Linked DNA regions of Homo sapiens: region 1 is linked to region 2. A link is a contact called in ENCODE Hi-C or POLR2A ChIA-PET data. All regions are on one chromosome and are shown on one strand. The core of a region is the stretch at or near the end of the contact, and the rest is flanking DNA. Distances in the headings are between cores, read along the strand shown.

Evidence for each region. A loop is a pair of places that touch in the nucleus more often than their neighbours do. ChIA-PET counts read pairs that join two places held with the same protein, here RNA polymerase II (POLR2A). Pooled maps may share reads with other maps.
Region 1: a loop to region 2 is called in a pooled map, with 2.7 times the contacts of the local background. The contact joins the promoter of XCL1 here to the enhancer-like site in region 2. A Hi-C loop is called at or near these places in 1 of 168 maps with a recorded cell type or tissue (transverse colon), 2 of 37 single-sample maps with no recorded cell type and 8 of 50 pooled maps. POLR2A ChIA-PET finds 5 or more read pairs at or near these places in 3 of 52 experiments (GM12878, H1 and activated naive CD4-positive, alpha-beta T cell).

Annotation. Positions count from the first base shown.
Region 1 is chr1:168,573,645-168,579,775 of GRCh38, forward strand. XCL1 (X-C motif chemokine ligand 1) reads left to right here and starts at 2,961. Exons shown (of 3, transcript NM_002995.3): 1 at 2,961-3,054. The coding sequence starts at 2,994. It also overlaps the pseudogene RPL7AP21.
Region 2 is chr1:168,465,132-168,471,196 of GRCh38, forward strand. The region is part of intron 3 of LOC125312414 (a long non-coding RNA gene); the gene reads right to left. All of the region lies in intron 4 of LOC101928565 (a long non-coding RNA gene), which reads right to left. Among named protein-coding and RNA genes, the nearest start is that of XCL2, 76 kb to the right of the region's middle. Within about 2 kb of position 4,725, at least 20 of the 41 ENCODE cell types and tissues checked have a DNase peak (open chromatin) inside an H3K27ac peak, as active enhancers do; they include GM12878 and transverse colon, where a contact is called at or near this core.

The DNA of each region.
Region 1 (6,131 bases), core at 1,711-4,210, 110 kb after region 2:
CTTGGCTATTATGAATAATGTTGCAATAAACATGGGAGTGCACATATCTCTTTGATACAGTGATTTCATTTCCTTTGAACATATACCCAGTAGTGTGATTGCTGGATCATATGGTAGTTCTATTTGTAATTTCTTGAGGAAACTCTACTGTTTTCCATACTGTCTATACTAATTTAGATTCCTGCCAACAGTGTGCAAGAGTTCCCTCTTTTCCATATCCTTGACAACACTTGCTATCGTTTGTCTTTTCTATCACAGCCATCCTAACAGGTGTAGGGTGATACCTCATTATATTTTTTTAAAAAATTTACATTTCCCTGATGATTAATGATGTTGGACATTTTTTCATATACCTGATTGCTATTTGTGTGTTTTATTTTGAGAAATGTCTATTCAAGTCTTTTACCCATTTTTAAATTGTGTTGTTTTCTTGCTAATGATTGCTTGAGTTCTTTATATATTTTGCATATTAATTCCTTATCAGATGTATAGTTTGTAAATATTTTCTCCCATTTCATAAGTTGTCTTCTACCTCTGTTGATTATTCCCTTGGCTGTGCAGAAGCTTTTTAGTTAGACGTAATTCTATTTGTCTGTTTTTGCCTTTGTTTCCTTTATTTGCTTAGCCCAATGTCATGAAGCATGGCTTTATGTTTTTAGATGGTCATCTTTCACTTAATGCACAATCATTGTAATTTTGGCGTTTTAAAAAAATTGTTTTACTTAAAAACTAATTGTTGAGCAATTATTACATACCAGGCTTTCTGCAAGTGCCGGGGATCCAGAGATAACAAGGGAATCTCCTACTCTCAAAGAGTCTGCCATCTAGTGGGAGACGCAGGAATGTAATTGAGTAGGAGAACACCATGAGATTCGTTGCAGAACAGCCATGAGAACAGAACAAAGTTCTAAGAGAGCATAAAGGGGTGGCACAACTTAATTTTATCAAAAAAATTCAGGAAAACTTATACAGAGAGGAGGAGTTTACAAGTAACTATGTAGGGAGCTGTCATGGGTATTCCAGTTAAAGGAAACATGTGAGGAGCATAAAAGAGGCTGGCCCATTGGGTTGGCTGCACATGTATGTGTTTGTTAAGGTTTGGGAGTGTGTGAGTGAATGGTGGAAGGTGAGTCTGAAAGGAAAGCAGTACTAGATCTTGAGCATTCTTATATATCACAGTGAAAGATTAGAAATACATCCCATAGGCATTGGAATTAGTAAAGAGGTTCTCAGTAGGGAAATGGCATGATTAGATTGAGGCTTTACAGTGATTACCCTGGCAAAGCTGCAGAGAACAGACTGAGAGGAGGCCCTGGTCTGGGAAACCAGTTAGTCCACTGCAATTGGCCTATGATTTGAGCAGTGTGGGAAGAAAGGAGGACACATCTCAAAGAACTACTTAGAAGGTATACTTAGTCCAGTTTGGTTGAGAAAGACACGTGGGTGGATAGCAATGAGTCTAACATGATCCCTATATATCAGTATTTGGAAATTAGATGGAAGAGAACACATTGCTCCATGCTAAGGACTAATATGAGGAGAAGCAGTTTGAATAGAAGATGTGTCCAGTGTTCAAGGAGTGATTGTGCAGTAAGGTAGAGATCATTAAAGAGCCAGTTTGAAGTTTAGAATGAAGTCTGGGTGAAAAATCAAATGCGATTAGTGGGAAGTCTCTTAGAGGTTAACCTATACTTTTTATCAAAACATAGGAATTTATTTTCATATTCCTCATAGCAATGGACCTTTAACTACACATGTATTTAATAAATACATTTTATAGATACCTATATAACATAAAGAACAACCACCATACAACAAATTCAGTGGCAGAAAAGTTCCATTGCAATCAGTATGTTTAAATTCTACTGGGAGCATTGCAAACTAAAATTATATTTTGGGGAGACTATATGGCAATATATAATAAGAGCTGTAAAGATGATCATATCATTTTACCCAGTAATCCTACTCCTGGTTATTAAAGGGAAATAATTCGGTGTGTATTAATGAAATTGACCTTACAGTTCTGATCTTTATAATAAGTTATAAGAAAATGGTTTAATGTGTATGTGTATATATTTACTTGAAGTAGAAATATGAACGCTAAAAAATGGGAAGATATTTAAGTTGGTGTTAAAACAGCATTTAAAATTACCACAATTATGAGAACACATGTATGCCAATGCAGATTCACTGGAAAAATATTGAAAATGAAAACTGTCAGATGGTAAGATTATAATTTTATTTCTTTTTTAATTTGAAATAAGTTGGTACAGCACAGCTTTTCAAAAGCTTCTATAAATGTGTATGTTAAGTTGTAATAAAGCAAACACATGCATGTAGACATGCTTAAACAGTTATTTAATTGTTTCTTGGGTACCTGGGGAGATGGGGTGAAGAAAGGGGGGTGACTTGAATGAAGGTGGAGGAGAAAAATGAGAACCAAGAAAGCAAAGGATCGAGAAGCTCAGTGTGGCAGCAGCCTCTCTTCCCCTCCTGAGAGAGTCAAAGGGTGGCATCAGGGACTCATGATCCATGGTTGTGGAAGCCTCATGTCACACTGGATGTCACATGAGGTGGGATGGAACACAGTGACCACCCCACCTCATTTCCTTTACAGCTTCCGTGGTGGGCCATGGCAGTGAACAGCCTTCAGGCATGTCTACGGTGGAAGATCTGAATTCAGGCTGGTGGCAGGAGACAACACAACCACGTTTTCTTTTATGCATGCATTTGGTTTAATTGACACATTAACCACAGACAAAGGGGTAAAGGCCACAAGGCGTTAGGTTAGTATGAACAGGGAAAGGGACTTTTTTTTTTTTTTTTTTTAAGAAAAATAAAAGCATCAGTATTGCAAAGACTTTCCATGATCCTACACCCACCTCGAAAGCCCCCTCTCACCACAGGAAGTGCACTGACCACTGGAGGCATAAAAGAGGTCCTCAAAGAGCCCGATCCTCACTCTCCTTGCACAGCTCAGCAGGACCTCAGCCATGAGACTTCTCATCCTGGCCCTCCTTGGCATCTGCTCTCTCACTGCATACATTGTGGAAGGTAAGTGGAGAAGCTGTCTGTGAGATAAAGAACAGGGAGGCAAGGCAGGTGGGCACACATTTTGGGTTTGACTCAGGTTATGACTGGACTAACCTGCTTTCCCCAGGGGAGCCTTAAACTTCCCATGTGCAAGAAAGGAATGATGATTTTGACTGTAGAGGGCTTCGTAAACTTCCAAAACAGGGAGAATTTGATTAGTATCTGGGCTCCTACTTTTCCTAATTGGGTAATTTCAGGTAAATTCCTTAACCACTCAGGGCCTGTGCTTATTTATGTATAACTGAATAGTATAACAGACATGATCACCTGAGATTAAGATTAAATAAATATTATGGTTTATTTAATAACATCAGATTTCCTTACAAGCAGTAATTTTTTGATTAATGTTAGCTATGGATTAGAGGTGATGATTATAAATGCATTTGTAGGTTTTGCCCATTTAATATATAGTTTGATAAATTATCAAAATCTTAGAGAGTTCAGTTACAATGTGGGGATGCACCAGAGGATGTATGTTCTGGAGTAAATCAATGTTTTCAATACAAAACTAAGCCCCAAATGACTGGAAGTTCAAACCTTCATGTCCAGAAAATCAATATTACCTTCAAGTACGTGGGGGACTCTGTTAGTAATGCCATGACTATTACTATTTATGAGAAATTTTCTGTTTTTGTAAGAGAACATACAATAATAACTACTACCAAATAGATCAGCACCTTATACACAGTTCAATAAACCTGCAAGACACATCCAGGTAAGATTCAGATATACCGAGCCCTTACCTGAGCATTCAGTAGGTATTTCTTAAGGATTAATTTTTCCTATGACTGGAGTGAATCTGTCGACTTATTTGTGTTCTAGTTGGTAGGCTTATTACTTAGACTATGATATTATAACTTAATAATGGGTCCCCAAGGGGTTCCATGAATAAAGGTGGCTAAGTCTGGAAGTCCTTGAAATTATGGATAAAACAAAAAAATACTGATGAAACAAAAGAGTTTGATTACTACATTAGGCCACATGTTGCTACCTGGCTGGCATTTTGCTGAGACAATGGGCATACCATTTGAGGGAGACTCAGATCTGAGTAGGGGAAAGGAGCTCTGTTAGAGGCTGAGAAGAACTGCAGACACTGGTCTCAAATTCCCAAGTTTTCTAGTTGAAGGAGCTCTATAAGTCCCACTGGTGCTTAGCTTCTTACATACAAAAATGAGGGAAAACGGTCTCTGCTTTGACTCAATTTTGCAACCTGAGTGAAGGTGATATTTTAAAAAATAACACAGACACTCAAACATTGCTGACAATAAGGAAAAGGCTTTGTGGTTTCAAGCATAACAGGATTCCCTGAGTCTTAGGAGTCCACTTCAGATACTTCACAGAGAGAAATATTGTTTCTTAAATATGAGAGAAACAGAGAAAAAACCCAGATTTTTCCTCTTTCATTGGCTACAGAAACAATTCACCACTAAAAATAAATTGGCAAAGGTAGAGGATAGCAATGTGCAGACTGGCATTGAGAGTGAAGAAATGATGAAGAAAAGCACACAATGAACACTCTTTGTTTAGTCCCTTGCTTTAAAAAATGCCTTCTGATATTAGCAACACTACAGACCAATGTTGGCCATTATCAGTGGTTACTTTAGATGCTTTTTAGCTGCCTATTTCCCTGGGAAGCAAAGACCAGTGTCTACAGCTAAGGAGAAAATCAGCACTTAGAAACTTGGATTAGATTTCACCCAACCCTTAACAGTATTAATTCTCCCAAGTTATTTTTCCTCTTGCAATGTAAGATGATTCTCTACACTTAATAGTTTAATTCCTTTGGGCCATTACTATTGGGGATGCATATTTAAGGGCTGACTTCCTTTTATATATATCTTACCTTTTACCATTTATTAATTTTTTGGAGAGTTTTTATTATTTTTATGTACAGAAAACTCAACAGTGTACATTTAACCCAGTTTAGTGGCAAGTTCCTCTGCCTTTGCTATTTCCAGCTTGGCATTGTGAGCCACAGATTTTGGACTCGGGACATTGCAGATCTCATCATATCCGTCATTGTAATTTGTCCTGATAGCTTCCACCAGCTTAGCCAAAGCTCCTTTGTCTTCCTGGTTAACTTGTGTGAAGGCCACAGTGGTGCTTCCTGTGGACTGGATGTCCCAGTCTTGCCTTCTTACCCCTTGATAATGCATTAAGGGACCCCCCATTTTAGGACACAGGACAGACAGAAAGTTAACCAGCTTGATGGGGTCCACACCATGTGCAATACCAGCTGAGCCTTCTTCTTTTCCAGCAAGGTGGTGATAGTGTTAACCCCTGCTCAAAGAACAGGTGATTTCCTAGTGGGGACAACCCCTTTGCTAGCAGCTTTCTTCTCAGCCTGGGCCAACAGTCTCTGCTTCTTCTCTTGCTTTGTCTCTGGTCAGTACTTGTGGATCAGCTTAAGTGGCTGAGTAGCTGTTTGGGGGTCTAAGGCTTGGGTGAACTGGTTAATGGCAGAAGGCACTTTCAGCTGCTTATAGAGGATAGCTCTTTGCAGCTGGAACCAGATATAGCGGGGCCATTTCACAAAGCAGCGGAGGTCCCTTTTGGGCTGGATGTCCTGTCCAATGCCTGCCTAAGAAAACTCTTAGGCCTTTTCTCACACAGCGGTTTCATCACTTTCTTAGCCTCCTGCTTCCTCACGACGGCAGGGTCTGGGGCCACTTTCCTTCCTTTGGCCATCTTTCCTTTCAGCATCTTAGGCAGCTGACAGAGAGAGACATTTGACCATTTAAAAAGGAGAACACCTTTATTTAGTCTGTCAAAAGCATGCTTCCTTCCCTCACTGAATGTTGCCTTGCCTAGAGTACTCTTCACGCATTACTCTGTCATCTCACTTATGGTACTGTAACATGTTGCACTATTTGAAATGATCTTTTCTGTTTGCCTGTCTGCTGCCTGGCTCCCTCATGAGAAGATATGCTCTATGAAAACAGGAGTAATGTCTGCTTAGTAAAACATGTGGGACACAACAGGCACCATTGTATAAATGAATGAATGCGTGTCACTGGGGCATTTGCTAGCCGTCCCAA
Region 2 (6,065 bases), core at 3,475-5,974:
GAGCAGGGGTTGCTATTCTTATGTCAGATAAAACAGGCTTTAAACGAATAACAGTAAAAAAGGACAAAAAAGGGCATTACATAATGATAAAGTTTCCAATTCAACAGGAAGACTTAGCTATCCTAAATATATATGCATCCAATATTGGAGCACCCAAACTCATAAAATAACTACTTCTAGACCTATGAAAGGACTTAGACAGCTACACAATAATAGTGGGGGACTTCAACACCCCACTGATAGTGTTAGAAAGATCACTGAGCAGAAAACTAACAAAGAAATTCTGGACTTAAACTTGACACTTGACCAATTGGACCTAATAGACACCTATAGAATACTTCATCCAGCACCCACAGAATACGCATTCTTCTCATCTGCACACAGACACAGAACATACTCCAAGATCAACCACATGCTTGGCCATAAAACACGCCTCAATAAATTAAAAAAAAATCAAAGTTATACTGACCATAATCTCAGACCACAGTGGAATAAAAACAAAAATCAATACCAAAAAGATCTCTTGAACAACACAATTCATGAAAATTAAATACCTTGCTCCTAAATGACTTTTGGGTAAACAACAAAATTAATGCAGAAATAAAAAAAATTCTTTGCAATAAGTGAAAACAGAGACACATCATACCAAAATCTCTGGGATGCAGCAAAAGCAGTGTTAAGAAGAAAGTTTATAGTGCTAAATGCGTACTTCAAAAAGTTAGAAAGATCTCAAATTAAACATCTAACATCACACCGAGAGGAACTAGGAAAACAAGGCCAGTGCCTTTACCTTGTAGCCCCAAAGAAGTCTGACCTCAAGAATTGGAATGTAGGATTTTTGAGGGAAACGGTGAGCCTGAAAGCAGTTAGGAAGTAACCTAATTCTCTAGCCACTCACAGAGGGTGCAAAATCTCAGACCAGCAAACAAGGCAGGGCAGAAAGGCACACACTATATATCAACAGGCCATGGATGGTCGTCACCATTCAGACTCTCCAATATTCCTTGTTAACAAGCTGAAATCAGATGATCCTCATTTTCACTTGAGCCCAGGGTTATAATTTCTTGGAAAGTGCAAAGGGAGGCAAACTATAATGGGAAGGAAGAGCAAGTCAACATGAATCTGAGGAAGGGGAATGCTTTTCATTCTGGTTTTTGAACAGGTGGTGGTCAGAGCTGGCAGAAAGCCCAGGATATGTCAGCAGTCCCGGAAAAGAGATGTTCTTGTTGTAAATCTCATGTTGATTCTTGCCCCTCCCTCTCCACCTCCCACTCTTACACATGCTCACGCTTCTTAGTAAGTACACTGGAGCTACCTCCCCCATGCCCCACAGCACATTGTACCTCTGCTAGCACAGGGATCACGTTCTGACTTACAGTGGTTGTGGGTGTCTCTGTCTCTTTCTCTCAAAACAAACATATTGGAGTTTCTCACTCATCGACATTTCTGCACCAGTGCCTGCAGACAGTTTTCCTCACTGTGAGGACTCTAAATACTTTCATTTACTGGAATTAGATTTACCCTTTTGGCTAAGGTGTCATATGGACAGGGGAATTACCAAGTCCAAGAGTAGTTTTGGCTTCCTGATGGGAAAGAGTTGTTGTATAACAGGAATCCTACCTAGGCCTCCTATTGCTCATTCCCAAGACAATTTCTTAGGCCCATCTTTGTCTTCCCAAATTGCCCTTATTTTTTGCCACTGCCAAGGCCCTATGGTCTCAGCTGGCTTCTCTCTCCTTTTAGGCCATTCTCCTTGCTTTGTCCCTTGGTACGCTTTAAACTTAACAGTTCCCTAAGACTGGTTCCAGAGCAAGGTCCTGCTTCCCTGCTATGTCTCATAGAGAAGTGAAACCTCTCTTGCTGCTTTTCACAGGGGAGAGAGACTGGGTCAAAAACAAAACAGAGAATCATACAAAGCTGTTCTTTAATTCCTGACTCCCTCATAAGACAGACTAGAAACTCTGGTGAAGTCTGTGATTTGCTCTTATCCATGAGGATGAGACTCTCTCAACTCCCTTCTTAAATACAGGCTGGAGGATAAAACTGAGGTCCTGCAGTTTGCATAATAGCTGACATCTATTGAGAATCTACTGACTACTAGGAACTATATAAGTTGTGTACATACTATTTTGTTTACTTTTTCAATTAACCACATGAGATAAATACTATTGTAGTTGCATTTTGTCAATACAGTAACTGAGCCTTAAAGAGATTAAGTTACATGTTCAAAATCCCCTAGCCATGAACTGATGGACTAGGGTTTATATCTTATTCGAAAAACAATAGTATTAACTAATGGTTACTCAAAAAGGATGTCTTTTAAATTCCAGTGAGAAGTTTGCATCTTTGAGAATGTTAGGATGGATAAACATCCATGTCACTGCTTCTCAATAAAAAGAACAATTATAGTATATTTTCTTATTGCTAGTCTAACCGGAAATAGTCTGGTTTATTACTTATAAACTAGTTCTTGGAACTAAGACCGTAAACCTTGACTTGGTGCAGGAAATGGTGTGGTTTTACATGCTCAGGAAACAATGACCAGAGTAAAATATTTGACAAATTTTATGCTCTGATTGAGAATTGGAGGCCTGGGGGAATACCTGAATGACTTGCATGCTGCTAAATATTTTTCCACAATATTTTTTTAATGGTTGCACGGTATTCCATTGTATGGTTGCAATATAATTTAGTTGCATGACATCTGGGCAATAGGGGAGTTTCTAAGAGCAGGAGGAATTTTAGAAAAGAGAAACTGAGTATTAGGTGTTCAGTAGCCAGCTTTTCCAGCTTTAGGAATTTTCTTGGGACTAGCTCTGTCCAAGGGGTAAACTATACATGCTGTATACTTTTCCAGGCAGGAAGGGGAAAGACCCATGCTTCTTAGTCTAGCTGCCTCCCAGAAACCTTTGCAAAGGTCATCCAACTCAATCTTGTAGTCTTGGAGAAGGCCAATTCAGATTCCAGTTCTCTTAAACCAGCTACAGAAAACATAACTTTTGTAACTCAGTAGGGTCAGGCTTATTTGTAACTTAGATTGGCTGAAGCCTTTATTAAGTGAAAAAAGATGGAAGCATAACAACATTCCTAACTGAATGCCATTCATGGAAAGAATGTCTGGAATGGAATCCTCTGTCTTGGCTAAATTTGAAAGAATAGCATATCCTGAAAAGAAGCATGAAGGAGATTATCTGATCTTACCTACTGGCTAAGGATCAAAATGTTAAGAAAAGCACACGAGATCATCTTTCTGAAGCAGGAAGAGTCTACGAATCAGACATACTGAATTAAGTCATGAACCAGAGTCATGTCCTAGAATTGTGTCCATGAACCTGGCCAAGACATTTCCTATTCCATTTCAGGTCCAAGATTCTCATAGTGCAGAGCTACCTTTCGAAACATTTAATCACAGATCTTCTTTCAGACTGGACAGTGATCATGGCATCTTTCAGGCAGAAAGAGGAGGGTTAACTTGGCTGGGAGAGGAGATAAGGAAATGTCTAACCAGTCTTCTCACCACCAAAAAACAAAACAAAACAATTCAAAACGAAACAAAACAAAAAAACTATTAGCACCTGGCACAGCACCTGTCATATAGTAATAGAAGCTTAATACATATTTTGTGAATAAATATAAAAATTAGAGGTTGAAGTAGAACTGCGGACTGTCCATTACCATGCTTGATACTTCAGTAGAATGTGTGCCAAAGAATATGGTCCCAGCTCCTCTCTGGGCTTAGGTCTGGTCTCTCCTCAGCTTCTCAGCTTTATAGGTCAGGAATTTCCCAAGCTATCATTTTACTTTGATCCTCTCAGGAACAGAAGTGAGAAAGAAGAGATGAGGTATAGCTAGAAATTTATGAGAAGGGATGGGAAGGAGAAAATAGTGCTGACTTGACCCTGTACTGACAGGGACACCTGCCCATCAGCAATGCTTTGAGCTGCAAGTAGAAGCTGGGGGGTCAGGGAGAGGCTATGTTGGTGGCTATAGAGTAACAGATGACCTGGTTGACCTTGATTATTGACCAACCTATTACAATGAAATGGTTGAGGGATTACAAGTACAGACACAAATAATTTTATATGTAATAAGTAAATTAATACTTTATATGTTTTTTTTTCTGGGAAGATGGAAAGCTGTTTGTTAGAGCAAAGAATTCTAATAGTGCCACATGTGTAATAAAAATCAGATTCATGACCATGACCTTCAGTTCCTGCTTTATGTTGGATTAGCCTTGGGCAAGTCAAATAAACTAGAGAAAAGAGTATTTCCATTTTCCTCTGTAAAACCAAGTTGGCCCAAACGTATATTCCTCCTTTTATATGATTAGTGTGAGCGTTCAAGCTGGGTGGAGGCAGGGCATCTCTTTTGTAATAAGTTGTCACCAGAAAGTCTCATTTTGTTGAGAAGAGAAACCCCTGCAATTGATGGGACTTGGAACAAACTTTCTGGGACACTAAATGGCAGGAGAGCCAGTGTTTTAAGAAGTCATTTCTGTCCTGGTTTGTTATTAAACTGTGGAGCTTCCTTTTCAAGATAGTAAAGATAGTAATAAGTCATGTAATACAAATTGATTCAAAAGGAGACTTAGGGGCTTACAGAATCCCAAGACAGACAAGCATTAAAAGTGCCTGCGGATCCGGCAGGAAGCCAATCCCCAGATGTTACTTTTGGCTGGGAAGGGTGAGGAGGAAGCGGTGGCCTTGCTCTGGCTTAATCTGCAGTGACAACCGTGGCGAGCATGAGTCACTCTGGGCCTCATCTGAACCCTATCTTGGCATCTTGCTTGTGGAGAGGCAGTGCTGTATAATGGTTCAGAGCAGGCTTTGGAACAGACTGCCTGGACAAGCTACTTAATTGCTCTGTTCCTTAGTTTCCTCATCTGCAAAGTAGGGGGAAATAGCAGCACCTACCTCGCTGGGTTGTTGTGAAGTTTAAATAAATTAATACATGTGAAGTACTTAGAACATTGCCTGGCACATTTGCTAGATGGTCAATAAATGTTGCATATTATTTTATATGGGCTATTTCTTCAGTTCAGTATTCTGAGTCTCTAATCTGAGAAACTTGGTGGCACAAATATTTCCTAGTTAGGCAAGCACTTTGTAATGTTTTTAATTTGTAATAGAAAACAAGGATAACTTAGCAAATGAATACCCACAAGCAAACACTGCACTTCATTTTAACCAGACAATCCAATATCTTTCCCTAGCACACTTTTGTTCTGAGAGGGAAATCAAAGAAACTAGAGCTTTCTTTCTTTCTCTTAATCCTGCATACCTTCCACTGTAGGTACCAACTGTCATTTAATAAAAGCTCTGCAGCAGAAGAGAAAACAGGCAGAGCAAACAGCCCTAATAATTTACTTATTTTTGATTCACATCCTAATAATAATGGTCACCATGGTTTAGAGTAATATTGAATTCCTATTACTTGCCACCTGTGCTGTAGTTAAAATGTCTTTTCTAACACTGATACCCCCTTATGTCCCATTTCCTCCACGATAAGAATTGTTATCTATATTTTTACCCATTTCAGCAAACATTTGTGGAATATCTTTCATGTGCCAGGTAATGTGCTAGACTTAAGTAGAATAATGTCCCTTCCTTCAAAAAGGAAGCAAAGGGGACATATGAGAAAAGGCAATGATCGGTAAAAGCACTAAATGTGAATATTTGGGAAATAAATTATTTAAATCACCATTTATTCCCCCTTGGAATAAATGATGATTTTCTTTAGCAGCGCATGTTGATAAAATTTTCATGTGTTTTAGCCACCCCCCCAAAAAAATCCCAAGTGCATTCAAGGTGAAATGACTCAGGAACCAAGCCTCATTTCAAGGCTCTAAGCAGCTTTCATACAGAACTGAGTCAATTACAAACATAAGACTGGCTTGGGAAGCTTAAAACAACAGGGACATGATGAGAATAAAATTTAAGCTTTGCATGGCTGACTTAAAGCTTTCCAATTAATTTCACAACATAATTGACTTCAGACTCCGTATTTTGTCCTGCTTTGGAGTAAATTATGCATATCATTTCACCACTGAGTGATCTCTGATGAAT